Linked DNA regions of Mus musculus: region 2 is linked to region 1. Evidence: chromatin loops called from intact Hi-C (ENCODE). Cell type or tissue: left cerebral cortex. All regions are shown on one strand. Region 1 overlaps Pikfyve (phosphoinositide kinase, FYVE type zinc finger containing). Region 2 overlaps Pikfyve (phosphoinositide kinase, FYVE type zinc finger containing).

What was found. Hi-C counts contacts between places; a loop is a spot of excess contacts. Peaks named below come from ENCODE experiments on the same cell type or tissue, not always from the same donor. Only the 100,000 strongest peaks of a DNase experiment are listed, where the experiment ranks them.
Region 2: it touches region 1 in a loop (2.0-fold over the local background); 2 of 42 quality-filtered maps call a loop at or near these places.

What each region holds. Positions count from the first base shown.
Region 1 is chr1:65,188,803-65,196,802 of GRCm38, forward strand. Pikfyve (phosphoinositide kinase, FYVE type zinc finger containing) reads left to right here. Exons shown (of 42, transcript NM_001310624.1): 2 at 1,517-1,697; 3 at 3,343-3,492; 4 at 6,854-6,972; 5 at 7,810-7,981. The coding sequence starts at 1,526. Among named protein-coding and RNA genes, the nearest start is that of Pikfyve, 6.1 kb to the left of the region's middle. In left cerebral cortex, no CTCF peak of the experiment used is centred here; a DNase peak (open chromatin) is centred at 4,630; H3K27ac peaks cover 266 bases.
Region 2 is chr1:65,240,515-65,248,514 of GRCm38, forward strand. It overlaps Pikfyve (phosphoinositide kinase, FYVE type zinc finger containing), which reads left to right. Exons shown (of 42, transcript NM_001310624.1): 18 at 3,882-4,022; 19 at 5,196-5,322; 20 at 5,548-6,704. Among named protein-coding and RNA genes, the nearest start is that of Pikfyve, 58 kb to the left of the region's middle. In left cerebral cortex, no CTCF peak of the experiment used is centred here; no DNase peak of the experiment used is centred here.

The DNA.
Region 1 (8,000 bases):
CTGGCTGGTGGTCCTGGGTTCTATAAGAAAGCAGGCTAAACACTTGTTCATGAGGAACAAGCCAGTAAGCAGCACCCCTCCATGGCCTTTGCCTCAGCTCCTGCCTCCAGGTCTTACCCTGCTTGTGTTCCTTTCCTGACCACCTTTGATGATAAACAATGGTGTGGAAGTGTAAACTAAATAAACCCTTTACTCCAGACGTTCCTTTGGTCATGGTGTTTCATCACAGCAGTAGTAACCCTGACTGAGACAATACTTTACCTGATACTAGAGGTCCTCCTTCCCTGTCTTTCTTCTTCCCTTTCCTCTCTTTCCCCTACTCCATCGCCTTCCTCTTTTCTTTTCCTCCCCATCCTTTCCAATAAGCACTTGTTGCCAAAATTCCATCCAAGTCAGTGGTTTCATTTCTGTTTTAATTTACTAATTTGAGAGAATCTTGAGTATTAAGAGACTACAGTTGGCTAGAATTGGAAGTCTGTGAAGAATACAAATTTTTTTTGATAGAAGACTGTCAGAGAATTTTGTTGCAAGAGTTGTATAGTCACAAGTCTATTTATTACTATCTCTGATTCACCCAAAAGAAAACTGTTTTAGTTGCCTCAATTGTTAATTATAGTAATAATACTTACTTATGTGACTTCTAGGAGTGTTGTGAATATAAAATGAACCTATACATCTGATTTTGAAGGAGAAAACAGTTTTAGGAGAATATAATGCCCTTTTTTCTAAAGTATAGATAGATTACAAACTTTAGCATTTTTTACTAACATAGCAAAGGATATTTCTCTTTAAACTTTCAATCTAAGAGGGGAAGAGCCTCAGTCCCTTCCTATGACTTTATTTCGTGACTAGACTCACTGCTTTGGCCCATTATGCTTTCTTGGTTACTTATAAGCAAAAACACCTTTTAAGAAGGTCATACCTTAATGTCTTTTGAGTTTAGGCTTATAAGGTAGTTGTGGAAATCCCAGGTTCCTGTGCCTACGAGGAGAGAAGAGGAAGCCTGTTGATTCGAGCACTTGTCACAGGCGTTGCCAAAGCCCTTTGCTCAGATTGCATAGACATGTCCTGCCAGCTGACTGGCTTTCTTTTCCTCAGATACATATGTAAAATGAGGCTGAGTAGTTTATGTTATATAAAGTCAGTTTCTGCTCTAACTTTATAAAGCTATTATTATTTTAACAAAAAACCTTGGACACCTATAAGTAATGGGAAATTTTTTGTCTGCTCATATTTACGTCTTACCTGTAGATTTTAAATTAACTTTAATTGTAAAGAGAATAAGAATGGTAATATTTGAAATGAGCTCAGCCACATACATGGTTTTAAGTGTTGAGGCTCTTTCCATTTAGACAGTAGTAATTTTTAAGCCTCAATTTTTGAATATTTGGACATAGGTCTCCTTATTCTTTTGTGTTTTGATAAGAATTGTCACGCAGGGGGGCTGTTTGGTTATTTGCCTGTTCTTGAGATGGTTTCTAAGGAATCTCTTTCCCTCCCTGCCCTTTCTTTCCAGACTCATGAAATGGCCACAGATGACAAGAGTTCCCCGACACTGGACTCTGCTAATGATTTGCCTCGCTCTCCTGCCAGTCCTTCTCACCTCACTCACTTTAAACCCTTGACTCCTGACCAGGATGAGCCCCCCTTCAAGTCAGCATATAGTTCTTTTGTAAACCTTTTTCGTTTTAACAAAGGTAAGATTACATCTTAATAAACCTCATAAAATGCAGTTTGAATTCTCTGCATTCCCTTTAGTGTCTTGCTGTGTGGTTGTGAGAATGTGAAATATTAATAAGGTGGTGACTTCAATCTCAGGTCACCAAGTCTTTCTGTCTAAGAAGGAAAAGATAGCATTTCATTGTAATCCGATTAATTATTTGTGTAAATTGAATTTAAAGTGGTTAGGGAGGTCCTTTTTAATGAGAAAACATTTGTTCTACATATTTTCTATCAATGTGCTTTGACTTAAGCTTACAGAATGAAACTTGTTTTGAGGGAGGCATTGGTAATAAGATTTTAAAGCAATAATATTAAGCAGCAGTATATGGTTTGTATGTTTAGAAACTTACAAGCTGACAGCAAGCATGTTGGGACTTATACTCATTGGATTGAGTTGTAAATGACATGAAATGAACAGATAATTTAAAGGATGAGTTCTTGAATGCAATGTTCATTGTTTTTAAGCAGAATTTAAAATATAGACATATCTTGCTCTTATTTTGCACTTTTGTTTTTGTTTTTGTTTGAGACCAGGGTCCATTTTTTGGCCTTGGCTAACCTGAAACACTGTAATTTTGGCCATGAGGCCATTTTCCTGTGTTAGTCTTTTGAGAGCTTCGGTTGCAGGTATGAGTTACCATGTCTGATTTATTTGTCTTTATTGTTTGAAATGTGTTAGAAGATAGAACCTGATTTTAGGAATTTGATAGCTTCACTCAGTAGAATTTTTTTTTTTTTTTTTTAAAGATAGGCTCTTACTCTATAACCCTGTAAGTCAGGCTGGCCTGTCACTATCCCTGCCGGGATTCAAGGGATGTGCCACCACACCTGGCCTTTAGTAAAAATTTTAATAGTACTAGCTCAGTTTTCCTAACAGTTTTGTTATCGAGGATAACATTTTACATTTAGTTGTTGTAAGTTATGCATTTAGGAAGGGTTAAAAAGCACCTAGTATGCTGGACACTGTCTCAGTAATATAAAGAGATCTCTCCCATACACTGGTCAAAAAGGTCAAGGTCTTATGTGAGGCTTGTGTTGCTTCCTTTAGTATGTTCACAAACTTACAAATGAAAAGCAAAACACACAGTTCATGTACACAAAATGTGTGACTGTTGGAACGGAATTTCATTCTGGATTTTTTTTTTTTTTTTTTTTTTTTTTTTGGTTTTTCGGGACAGGGTTTCTCTGTATAGTCCTGGCTGTCCTGGAACTCACTCTGTAGACCAGGCTGGCCTCGAACTCAGAAATCCACCTGCCTCTGTCTCCCAAGTGCTGGGATTAAAGGCGTGCACCACCACCGCCCAGCTTTTCATTCTGGTTTTTTACTTTTTCTTTAAAATATTTAAAAATTTAAAAAATTAATTTTATTTTCAGTTATGTGTGTGCATGTGTTTTATGCACATGTGTGTGAGTACCTGAGGAGATGAGAAGAGGCTTAGTTACAGGTGATTATGAGCTGCCTGACATAGGTGTTGGGAACTGAACTAGGGTCCTTTGCAAGAGCGTTACATGCTCAGTTATGAATATAATACTTGAATATTGTCTGAAGGATCTTATCTGTCACCTTGTTGAACTCTGAGCCTTAGTTTTTCAAGTAATACCATATTTCCTTTGTCACAGAGCGAGGAGAAGGGGGCCAAGGAGAGCAGCAGTCTCCGAGTTCAAGTTGGGCCAGCCCTCAGATCCCTTCAAGAACACAGTCTGTGAGGTCGCCTGTACCTTATAAAAAACAGCTTAATGAGGAGCTCCACCGGCGCTCTTCAGTGTTAGGTAAAACAGCAATTATTACACTTTGTGTGTGAATTTTCATCTTTGTGCTTTCTAGGTGATATGCTGAGTTAATGTTTCTGTTACTTGGAACAGTCCAGTACCCTTCAGAATAAATAAAACTTACTTATGTGATAAAACTTTTCAGTTGTTGAAAAGTTCATTATGTCATTAAATTTTGATTATGCAAGCACTGATGTCTTGATTGTATTTTGATTAATTACTTGCTTGGGTTTCAGCAGAGAACACTTTGCCACATCCTCAGGAGAGCACAGGTTAGTTCCAACTTTATAGATGGATTCTGCACTTATTTTTGGATGCTAATGAAGTGTGATGTGCATGCCACTGGCTGCAGAACACTGTCAAACTCCATTGGTGGGCTGCTGATTGCTGCTGGCCTTTGTCTTTGTTGGGCTTCAGACTGTCAGTGTGGCTGGTTACACTGTGGATACACTGTCCCGCTTGCCTGCTTGTTCTCCATCCTGTGGTACTATATCATCACCTCATGCATTTCCATGCTTTTCTGATGGGTGTGGGCTGGGAATCTGTGTTTAGCTGAGGGACTACAGGCGGTTTAGGTTTTATTTGTTAGATTGTTATACTCGGTGAAGTGGTTGCTCACCTCTAGGTGATAGAAGTGCAGAGGCAGTGATTCCGTAGAGAGGAGAGGTGGTCCATTGGGAATCACTTATCCCTAAACCCCGTATCTGTCCTGTCGGGCCGTTCACTTCCAGGAGATCCTTGGGTGAATGATAGTTGTACAATGGTGGTTAGCAGAAGGATATTTTACTGCTTGTTGAGGTTTTTCTTTCCGAAAGGAGGAGGAAGACGCTAGTAGAAAGAGGTGTTTTTGCTGAGTGGCTTGAATGATGGCTGTGTCACCCCCACACATTTCTTAGGGCAGCCCCCTCAGCTCAGGTTATATCATTTTGAAAGGGAGAGTTGGGAGATGGAGGCAGAAGATTTTCTTTCATCCCAGATTATTCAAGTTTAACCTCAACCTTATTAAACTTCTCTTAGTTTCTGACACATGGCTTAGGAGGATGAGGCAGGAGAATTGCTAATTCAAGCCAGCCAGGAAATACTAGCAGGTTCCAGGCCAGTGTAGGATACACAATGAGATCCTATCTTAAGTAGCAAAAATGAATCACAGCAACAGAACCTGATCCAAGGCAACATTGTGCTATATTTAAGTATGTTCTTCTGACTAAATTCCATGCTGAATTAAAACACTGTTGTCCGAAAGCTTTCATTTTCTTTTCCTCGCTGAACTCTGTTTAGTTTTTCACACAATGCCAAGCTATCCTTTGCTGCAGAGGGAGGAAAAATAGGCCAAAGATCAGTCTGAATTTCTTAAAATTGAGGAATTGGACTAGAATCCAGCCTGCTAGGGATTGCAGAGTTGTAGTTTGCCAAAATTTGCTTTTATTGTATGATAAACGAGCATAAGCAGAGCTTTTCTCCTTCAGTGTGGCTCCCACATTCCCTACTGTCTAATCGAGTCCAATTCTTGGCCTTTACCTTGGAGGCCTTTGAACTTAAGAAGTTTGGGAATGCTTGCTTAGTCAAATACATTTTTTTCCTTAGCTGTACTTCTATAGATTGGGAAGTTCTTAGGGAAGTTACTTGATTTTCTAGCATCCATTTTACAAAACAGTAGCTAATGTTATTGTGTCTAAGAGCATTGATCTCTTTTCTTTCACTGAGATCAATCAGGGTCTAACTGTTCATTCTTTCCCAATGGAGGAGAGTATTGATATCCTTCTCTTCCAAGCAGCTCAGTGCAAAGAACTTTACAATTTATTTTGGTGGTGCCAGGGATCACTGCCATTATGATTCTTACAGCTTTGTGTCTCCTTTTAGGACTTATAATCATGGAGACTGTTTTTTAATCACTGTTTGAGATTCAAGAAAAATTTAGCTGTAATGCATGTTAGCACAGCACATCTGAGATACATGCTGCAGCTAAGATAGGTGCGGTTTGGATGAGGTCTTATTTTAGTGATTTAACTGCCTTAAGAAATTTTGATGCATTTGGATTTATACATCTCTCTCTCTTGCAATCCCTATTTTCTCCCCTCCCAACCAAAACAAAACGCCTAGTAGGAAACTAGTAAATAGATAGATTCAGGGTGGGATATTTCCATTTGATAGTAAATTACCTTATAGAAGATACCTTTTAGATCTCAAGTAGATGACTAGAGCCAGAGGCAGTTTCAAAGCCATAGTACATGATGTTTTGGTCAGTATACATTGAAACCTATGATAAATTAATTCATAAATTTGGCCAAGAGATTAATGTCAGTAATCTAGTGACATTAGTAATGTCACTAAACTAGTGTAGCAGTATAATCAGGTCATGTGATTGAGATCTGTTTCTCTTGAGCTAAGACAAATGTTAATATTTTCAGACTGTGTGACTGAGGATAACTGAAACCTTGGAAGTAAAACTGAGATATGGAGGAATTATGTAAATTAGGGAGACTCCACAGGTTATTAGGTTAATGTGCTTTAATTAATAAGGATTTTTTGTTGTTGTTGTTGTTGGTCAAGCCACTTTAACCTGAGATTTTGAAACTGCTGTAGCCAGGAATAAATAGAAATTTCACTTGTGATTTTCATCTAAAATAAGAATAGGTAACAACTATGGTAGTTTCATGTTTCATTCTGGTCACAAAGCTAAAATATGGGCTTGTTTTATTAATATATTTGCTTTCATATTGGTTTTCAAGTGCAAATGATCTCTTCCAGTGTGGAATTGCAGGATTGAGGAGGTGGTGGGTGTGGGTGTGGGTGTGGGCTAGCCAGGTTGATGCTTTGGCTTCATTGGTCATATTTGGTCATATAGCCCTGGATGTCCTGCAAAGCCTGCTGGGATCTATGGAGGGTTGTCTGTCAAGTTTCTTTCTGATGATCTGCTATAGAACTGACAGTTTGGTCCTATTGCTTACCTATTTGACTTTTGGGACCAAGTTAGATTAACTCTCTGGAATTACTTTTTCTTCTGCTCAATGTCTATGAGGTGTTTATTATTTATTTGGTTGGGAATTAAGTGTGCAAGAAATCATTAGTGAATTCTGAATATGTAAGTGATGCTTCCACTTCAACCATCAAACCCATCCGTTTTTCCATATAGTTCTTACATAGCAGTTAATACATGTAAAATAGTGGTTTATATGTAATGCATACTTTCAACAACTTATTTTTGATAAAAATTAGTTTTAATTCTCAGTATTAATGGCTGGGAGATCACATATCTGCTAACAATGGGGATAATTTGTATTATATCACACACACATACAGCTTGATATAGTTACTAAAACTATGAAAACAATTATTTTCTTTTTAAAAATATCTGACTCAGACTCCAGAAGGAAAGCAGAACCAGCCTGTGGAGGTCATGACCCACGTACAGCTGTTCAGCTTCGAAGCCTCAGCACAGTATTGAAACGCCTCAAAGAAATCATGGAAGGAAAAAGCCAGGTATTGTAGAGAGGCCTTGGGAGATTTTTTTTATTAATCACTCATGGAGATCATGCCATGGCATACTGTCACTTAAGTCAAAGTTTATTACTTCCTCTGATTGTGAATACCAGAGTTTTATATATAATTCTTAATTTGTTTTATTTTTTGTGTAGTCTAATTTTTCTTCCTTATCTTTTTTATATTTTGTTTTGGTGTTAGTCTATTAGCCAAGGTTTGTACATATTCTTCAGCAAGCTTTATTATTTTTGTTCATAAATATGGTTCCAGTTTCCTTTTGTCCCTTTCAGTGACTAGTGAACCTAGCACATTGCTTTTAGATAGCCCTTCTTTCATGGTTACATTAAATAACTCATCATAAGTTAGTAGACTTGCAAGCAGGCCACTCTTTCCTGTATTATAGTTCCATTTTGTGTGTCCTTTTACTAATACTCTGTCTAAAGTTACTGTAGCTTTAGCCTGAGTTCTGAGAGTGAGTGATTTAAGTCTAATTTTTCTTTAACATTGTCTTGATCTTTCTTCTCTCTCTCTCTCTCTCTTTCTCTCTCTCTCTTTTCTGGGACAGGGTTTCTCTGTGTAGCCTTGGCTGTCCTGTAACTCACTCACTCTGCTGGCCCAGAACTCAGAGATCTGCCTGCCTCTGCCTCCGAAGTGCTGGGATTAAAGGCGTGCACCACCACCAGCACTGTCGTGGTCATTTTAACCTTTTGCATTCCATCTGAATTTTAGAACTAGTTTGCCATCTGCAAAAGACACCTTCTAAGATTTCTTTTGTCATTGCAACTTAAACTCTTTATTTTTAAGAAGCCCTCACAGCACACATTTTTGTTGTTATAGGACAGTGACCTGAAGCAATATTGGATGCCAGATAGCCAGTGTAAAGAGTGCTATGACTGCAGTGAAAAGTTTACAACATTTAGGCGCAGACACCATTGCAGACTGTGTGGGCAGATTTTCTGCAGTCGTTGTTGTAATCAAGAAATCCCTGGAAAATTTATGGGCTATACAGGTAAATGCATCTCCTTGAT
Region 2 (8,000 bases), 52 kb after region 1:
TGGGAGGTGAGAGACTTTCAGGACTCAAAGGGAGGGATCTTAGATGAAATGCCCAACAGTGAGAAGAGGGAACTTGTAGAGTCCATCTCCAGTAGAAAGACAGGGGCATCAAGTGGAGGGATGGGGTTGCCATCCCACAGTCAAAAACTCTGATCCAGAATTCTAAAAGAATTGCAGGGACAAAAATTGCAGGGAGAAGAGACTGAGGGAAAGGAGGTCCAGTGACCAGCCCAACTTGGGATCCATCTCAAGGGAAGGCTCTAAGGCCTGATTAATGATGAAAGGAACTTTGTGGTTGAATTAGGAAAAGGTTGGGAGAAGCTGAGGAGGAGGGTGACCCCATAGGAAGACCAGCAGTCTCAACTAACCCAGACCTCTGAGATCTCTCAGACACTGAGCCACCAACCAGGCAGCATACACTTGCTGGCCCAAGGCTCCCAACACATAGCCTGGTCTAGCCTCAGAGAGAGGAGATGTGCCTAACCCTTTAGACTTGAGGCCCCAGGGAGTGGGGAGGTTTTGTGGGGATCAGGGTAGGGGGAGAACATCCTCTTGGAGATGTGGGGAGGGTGACAAGGAGGAATGAGATGAGGAATTGTGGGAGGGCAGACCGGAATTGGGGCAAAGACTGGACTGTAAAAAAATAAAAGTAATTAAAAAAATTTAAAAGAAATCAGAGAGACAACACTTACAATAGCCACAAATAATATAACATATCACATGGTAACTAAACAAGCAAGTAAGAGGTCTTACTTGAGGAAAACTTCAAGTCTTTGAAGAAAGAAATAAAAGATTATTTCAGAAGATTGAAAGATCTTCCACAATCACTGATGTTGGAATATCTTTTGTACCACCCCTTTACCTGAGGAAATGTCTACTCCTTTTTTTTTTTTTTTTTAAGTTTATTTATTGTTACATGTAGGTACACTGTAACTGTCTTCAGACATCCCAGAAGAGGGCATCAGATCTCATTATGGATGGTTGTGAGCCACCATGTGGTTGCTGGAATTTGAACTCAGGGCCTTCGAAAAAGCAGTCAGTGCTCTTAACCGCTGAGCCATCTCTCCAGTCCCGAAATGTCTACTCTTAATGTTGCAATGTGTTTGTTGGTGTATATATATCTTCTATAATTTTATTTTCACATTCTTCTCTGATCTTGTTGAAAATATTTTCTGGGTCTTTGAACTTTGAACTTCTTTCCGTCCTTTATTCCTATTATTCTTTGGTTTGGTCTTTTCATAGTTTCCCAGATTTTCTGGATAATTTGTATCAGGATTATTTTAGATTTAACATTTTCTTTCTCCAGTGTATCTTTGGTACCTGAGAGAGATTCTCTCTTCCATTTCTTGTATTCTGTTGAGGAAGCTTGCCTCTGTAGTTCATGTTAATATTCCTAAATTTTTAGTTTCCAAAGTTCCCTCAGTTTGTGTTTCCTTTATTGCTTCTATTCAGACCTTCAACTGTTTGCATTTTCTTGGATTTCTTTAAGGAAGTTATTCATTTCCTCTTTAAAGATCTCTTACCATCTTCATGTAGTTGGTTTTGATGGCTTTCTTGTGCTTCTGTTATGTAGGAATATTCAGAGCCTGCTCTGGAAGGTTCTGGAGACATATTGCCCTAGCTGTTACTGTGTTTTTATACTGTCATCTAGGCATCTGGGTTTGGGATGATTATATAGGTCTAGGTTCTGATTTCTGGCTTTGTCTTTGTTGGGTAGATGTTTTGTTCCTTGGTTTCTGTTTCTTTGGAGGATTTTTTGGAGAGTGGTTGATGGCCATGTTTTGCCCGTTTTACTGGTCTGTTCAGTTGGTGTGTTCACAGAGAGTGGTTGCTGGTATTGGAGGCTAGGATACTGGGTTGAGTTGGGGGAAATAAGGTTGAGGGAAAGGGTTTTTGTGATCCTTCGGAGACTGGGTCAAAGAGGAAAGGAAGACCACAGCAGCTTTCCAGCTACAGAGTTGGGGATAAGACTAGGGGGGTAGGGTCTCAGTAGTAGTTGGAGAGGTGTGAGCCTGCCCTCAGCCTACTTGTCGCCGTGGAAGAACGGCCTTAGATCTGAAGTTGCATCAATTTCAGGTGTTAGTGTTTTTTGTTTGTTTTAATTTGCAATGGCTTTTTTTTCTCCTATGAATGGTATTATAGTTTGTGATCATTCAAAATATATGGTATTTAGGAATATAAATAGCATATACATGGAAACACACTACCAGAAATACTTAGGAAAACATACTTTTTATATTCGTAGTCATATTTTTTCTAGCAGGATAGAAGCAATCACTTTGTATTTCATTCCATAGATAGGAGCTAGCAAAACACAGTTGTAGTCTAAGACAAAATGCTTTTTCAAATTTTCTGCATTAGCTAATGAATTTATTTCCTGGAGTTCTTGTTCTCTTATGCTTTCTGCTATTATCATTAAAAATGGAAGATCTTGTTTAGATTTAGGTCAGCATTTCTGGATATGATGGAGTATGGTTTTCAGTGAAGAACCTAAGAGAACAAGGGGAAACACAGTTATGTACGTTATTGCTCCTCAGGCTTACACTGTTCTGTGTATATCATCCCTGATCTTGTGGTTTTATAGATGATATTAGCATACTTTCATAGAATTAGATCATAGCCATATTGAGTATAAGATGTTACTTGGTTGTAGAGTTGTTAAAATGTATAAAATTGTGCCTTGTTGGATTTCATGAACCATGGTATTTGAAATCTATAGATATTTCAATATCACAATTATTCACAATTTTCTGAATCTGGTTATCAAATTATATGTGAGTCATGGCTTGGGCACATTTGTAGTTAACAACATGATTTAATACTGATAATATGAGACATCTTCTTCATCTGTGTTTTCAAACTTCTTTTTAAACCATTAATGCCAGTTCTGTTAAATTTCTTAGCTTGAAAGAAAAATGTCAGCTAATTTGTTATTTCTTTTTCTCTCTCCCCTTTCCCATCTGCTTCTTCTGTCCTCCCTACTATGACCAAGTATAAAATAATCAGGGAAGAAACAAATGTAATCAGAAAAAGGATGAGAAGCAAGGGACAGGATATAATTAGGTTGTGATGCCATTTATACTCCATACTAGCTTTATTGGTCTGTAGTCCTCTAAGCGGAACTTGGTACACACCTGATGGTCTTTCTTGGATGAGCAAGAACCAGACTGGGAGGAAGTTTATTTGTCAACATTGTAGCAGAAGCAGACTCTGTGTGTGTGTGTGTGTGTGTGTGTGTGTGTGTGAGAGAGAGAGAGACAGAGAGAGACAGAGAGAGAGACAGAGAGAGAGAGAGAGAGAGACAGACAGACAGACAGACAGACAGAGAAACAGACAGAGAGACAGAGACAGAGACAGAGACATAGAACCTTATATAGCCTGGGCTGCCCTGGACTTGTAAGTAACTTGGCCTTTCAAATTCTGAAATTATAAGTATGACTTAACCACGTTTGGTTTCAGAATAATTGTGTTTTATTGGAGCTGCACAAAGAAAATAATTTCAGATGTCCTTGAATTAAAATTTAGTAAGCAGATTAGGAAGTTAATGTACTTCGAGAAAAATAAAGGGAGAAATTGAGAATGTATAGTTGCTATTTCTCCCTCACCAAGTGTCTACAGCAGACTGTAGATTGTTAGGGCCTGAAAATCTTTCAAAATAAAATTTATTAGAGGGTGAAACTTTTCCTAAAACTTTTAAGTAAAATGTATACTTGAGAACTATAATTAAAATTTTTTGTTGCATTTGAATTTGTTACAGACTTATTTGTGAATGAAAGACTATAGACTGAATATTGATATTAATAGTCAGGCTGTCATGATACTTTAATATATCAGAATCTTGAATTATACCAGGTTTTGTATTTCTGGTTTATCTTACTTAGGAAAGGGAATTCTTGAAGAATTATGTTCAACGAATAGTTGATGTTCGACCCACATTGGTTCTTGTTGAGAAAACAGTGTCTCGGATTGCTCAGGACATGTTACTGGAACATGGCATTACTCTGGTCATTAATGTAAAGTCAGTGAGTGTTTATTTGTCTTTTTTTACTCATTTATAAAATCATGGCTTTTAAATTAATATGCATGTATGGTAGGTATGCAGCAATATTTTTATTTGATGTAGCACTTATGTGGAAGTGGGACCCAGGTGTAGTAGCTACATTATTACAACTGTGGACTCACACTGGAAGACAGAAGACAGTGTAACTTAACTGCCATAGGCCACCCCAGTCGGGTATGTGGGTCCCTGGAATGAGGGATCCTCGAAGCTAGGTGGGTAAGGATTTGGTGGTGACAAACAGAAACAAACACAGAGGCAGTTTGAATCTCAGTGTATTTTGCAGCTCTCAAGCAGGGGATTTTATACATTAAAAAACCAAACATTACATCTCTTAGAAACTATATCCAGTGAAACAGTCATAAATAACCAACAAAAATCATTTGGCACAGAAAAGCACAAAAATCATCCAAGCATTACAACTCTGAAACTATGTATTCAGTGAATCACAAACAGAACAGGTAACATCATTATAAATCATCAAAGTGTAATAATTCTAAAAGGATGTATTCAGTGGGGGCTGTCATCCAAGGCTAGTGGCATATTTCTAGGAGCAGGTAGCTATTCTTTTGGGTGTTTTTGAGACCAAAGGTGGAATGGACATGACCCATCAGCATTTGTGCTTCATTCTGTAAAACAGAGGTCACTTTTAAGGAAACTGATTTTTATTTGTTTTCCCATCGTAACATCATGTCATAGCTAAGACATGCTATCCAAATGCTCTTTTAACAAAAGACAATAACAAAATAAAGTAAGAGTAAAAATAATGTAGTTTCACATTGTATTTCTGGCAGGTCTGGAACTCAGTTATTAAACCAGGCTGACCTCAAACTTGCACTAATCCTCCTGCCTCTGCTTCCTAAGTGCTGGAGTTATACAAGTGAACCACCATGCCACACCCATGTTTTGATAAGAGTACCATGACCATGGTTTCTTTTTGGGGCTACACATTGATTATTTAGCAAGTAAATTTGGCCAAGTGTAGAATAAACAAGTTGTCAAGCGATTGATTTATTAAAATTAAAGAAGTTGATTGTGAACATTATTTTGTTTAATACTTAATGTACTTTTCCATGTTATTGAGATTTTTATTCATAGCTAATTTAATTTTGTAATACAGTGTTTTTCTGTTTTGTAGCAAGTTTTAGAAAGAATCAGTCGAATGACCCAAGGTGATTTAGTGGTGTCCATGGACCAGCTGCTCACCAAACCCCACTTGGGCACTTGCCACAAATTTTATATGCAGATATTTCAGCTGCCTAATGGTGAGTCATCTTAAGCATATAATCACTCAGTTAGGGACCTCAAGGAGAAGTGAGTCATCTCTGAGTTAACTGTATCATTGTTTATTCAGCAAGTGTTAATATCTGTTAGCACTGGTTAAGTGGGAGATGTTTCAGGTGGCTTTATTCACATATGGTTTTTCTTTTTTGTGGGTAGTAAATTGTTTGGTCATCTAAGTCTCTTCATTTTTATTTATTTATTTGTAGAACAAACCAAAACACTGATGTTTTTTGAAGGCTGTCCACAGCATCTAGGCTGCACAATCAAGCTCAGAGGAGGCTCTGATTATGAGCTGGCTCGAGTTAAGGAGATCCTAATATTTATGATCTGTGTAGCTTATCATTCTCAGCTAGAAATCTCTTTTCTCATGGATGAGTTCGCTATGCCTCCAACATTAATGCAAAGCCCTTCATTCCATCTTCTGACGGAGGGACGAGGTGAAGAGGGAGCCTCTCAGGAGCAGGTCAGTGGCAGCTCCCTTCCTCAGGATCCTGAGTGCCCTCGTGAGGCCCTGTCTTCTGAGGATAGCACTTTGTTGGAATCAAGGACTGTGCTAGAGAAGGGTGAACTAGACAATAAAAGTATTCCACAAGCTGTTGCCTCTTTGAAGCATCAAGATTATACCACCCCCACTTGCCCAGCAGGTATTCCCTGTGCTCTTTTTGCATTGGTACCAGAGTCATTGTTGCCTCTCCATATGGATCAACAGGATGCCGTAGGAAATGAACAGCCAGAGACTTCACAGCAAACGGATGAGCAACAGGATCCCAAAAGCCAGATGAAAGCTTTTAGAGACCCTTTACAGGATGACACTGGAATGTACGTTACTGAGGAAGTCACCTCCTCTGAAGATCAACGAAAGACTTATGCCTTGACATTTAAACAGGAGTTAAAAGATGTAATCCTCTGTATCTCTCCAGTTATTACATTCCGTGAACCTTTCCTTTTAACTGAAAAGGGGATGAGATGCTCAACTCGAGATTATTTTCCAGAGCAGATTTACTGGTCTCCTCTTCTCAACAAAGAGGTGAAGGAAATGGAGAGCAGGAGGAAGAAACAGCTGCTCAGGGATCTCTCTGGACTTCAGGGCATGAATGGCAGTGTTCAGGCCAAGTCTATTCAAGTCTTACCCTCACATGAGCTAGTGAGCACCAGGATTGCTGAACATCTGGGTGACAGCCAGACCTTGGGTAGAATGCTAGCTGATTATCGAGCTAGAGGAGGAAGAATTCAGTCAAAACATTTGGACCCCTTTGTCCATTCAAAAGATGCATCATGTACTTCAGGTGGCAAATCAGGAAACAAAACTGAGAGTGATGAAGAGAGGGGATTGATTCCAAGTGATGTAATATGGCCAACAAAGGTAGGACGTCTGGGTAAGATTAGAATGTTTTGTCTGTTGAAAAATTACTGAGGCAAGATTTTTAAAAAAAACAATATGACAAATTGCATGCAGACTTTTAAAATATTTATTCTTTTGTTTATTTCCTTTCTTCTTCTTGAGTCTGGTGGCTTATATATGAAGTAGAAAAGTAGAGTCATAAGGCAACAAAACTGGGATTTTGGATTTTAATATGCACTTGTAGTAAAGTAGGAAGGGCTTGAACTAAGGGAAAGTGTGTAGTTGTTTTAAGTTTCTGTCTGTATTGCTTAAGTGTGATGATGTAGCTCTTGACTTTTTCATTGCTTTAAGATAGGTCATGTTTTTGTTTTAGTTTCTTTTCCTCTCTCCCTCTTCTTCCTCTCCCTCTTCTTCTTCCTCTCCCTCTCCTTCCTTCCTTCCTTCCTTCCTTCCTTCCTTCCTTCCTTCCTTCCTTCCTCCCTCCCTCCCTCCCTCCCTCCCTCCCTCCCTCCTCTTCTTCTTCCTCCTCCTCCTCCTCCTCCTCCTCCTCCTCCTCCTCCTCCTTCTTCTTCTTCTTTCTTTCTCTTTCTCTCCTCTCTCTCTCCTCTCTCCTCTCTCTCTCTCTCTCTCTCTCTCTCTCTCTCTCTCTCTCTCTTTCTTTCTTTCTTTCTTTCTTTCTTTCTTTCTTTCCGTGGTGACACACTCCGACAAAAAGACAGCTTATGGAAGAGTTTATTTAGCTTATAATTCTGGGTTTACAGCCCATCAATAAGGGCAAATAAAGGTTACTTTAAGGAACTTGAAGTAACTTAAGATACCACCACAGTTAGGAACAAAGCAGAAGAAATATGTATATGCTCTCCACTTGCTTGTGCTCAGTTCTATTTCTCAGTACTTAAACAGTTCAGGACCTTTTGCTAGGGAATGGTGCCACCTATAGTGGGTCTTCTTCTCACATTTTAACTTAAGACAATCACTCAGTAAGCCCATCTTCCAAACCAGTGTAGAGAATCCTTTATTGAGACTCTCTTCCTAGTTGATTCTAAGTTATGTTAAGGTGACAAAGCTAATCTTCATAGGTCTTATTATGTGATCCTGGCTGATCTTGAGTTTATAATCTTGTCTGTACCTCCTTAATGCTAGGAGTATACACACACACATACACACACACACACATACATCTAAGAGTAAAAATTATATATTGTTATTTAACTACATCTGTTTAGATATAGAAATTAAAGATGTTTAAGGAAGATCTACTTGTGGATGTGTACATGATTTAAATTGAAACTTATGAAGAAATCTTTCATTAGATTA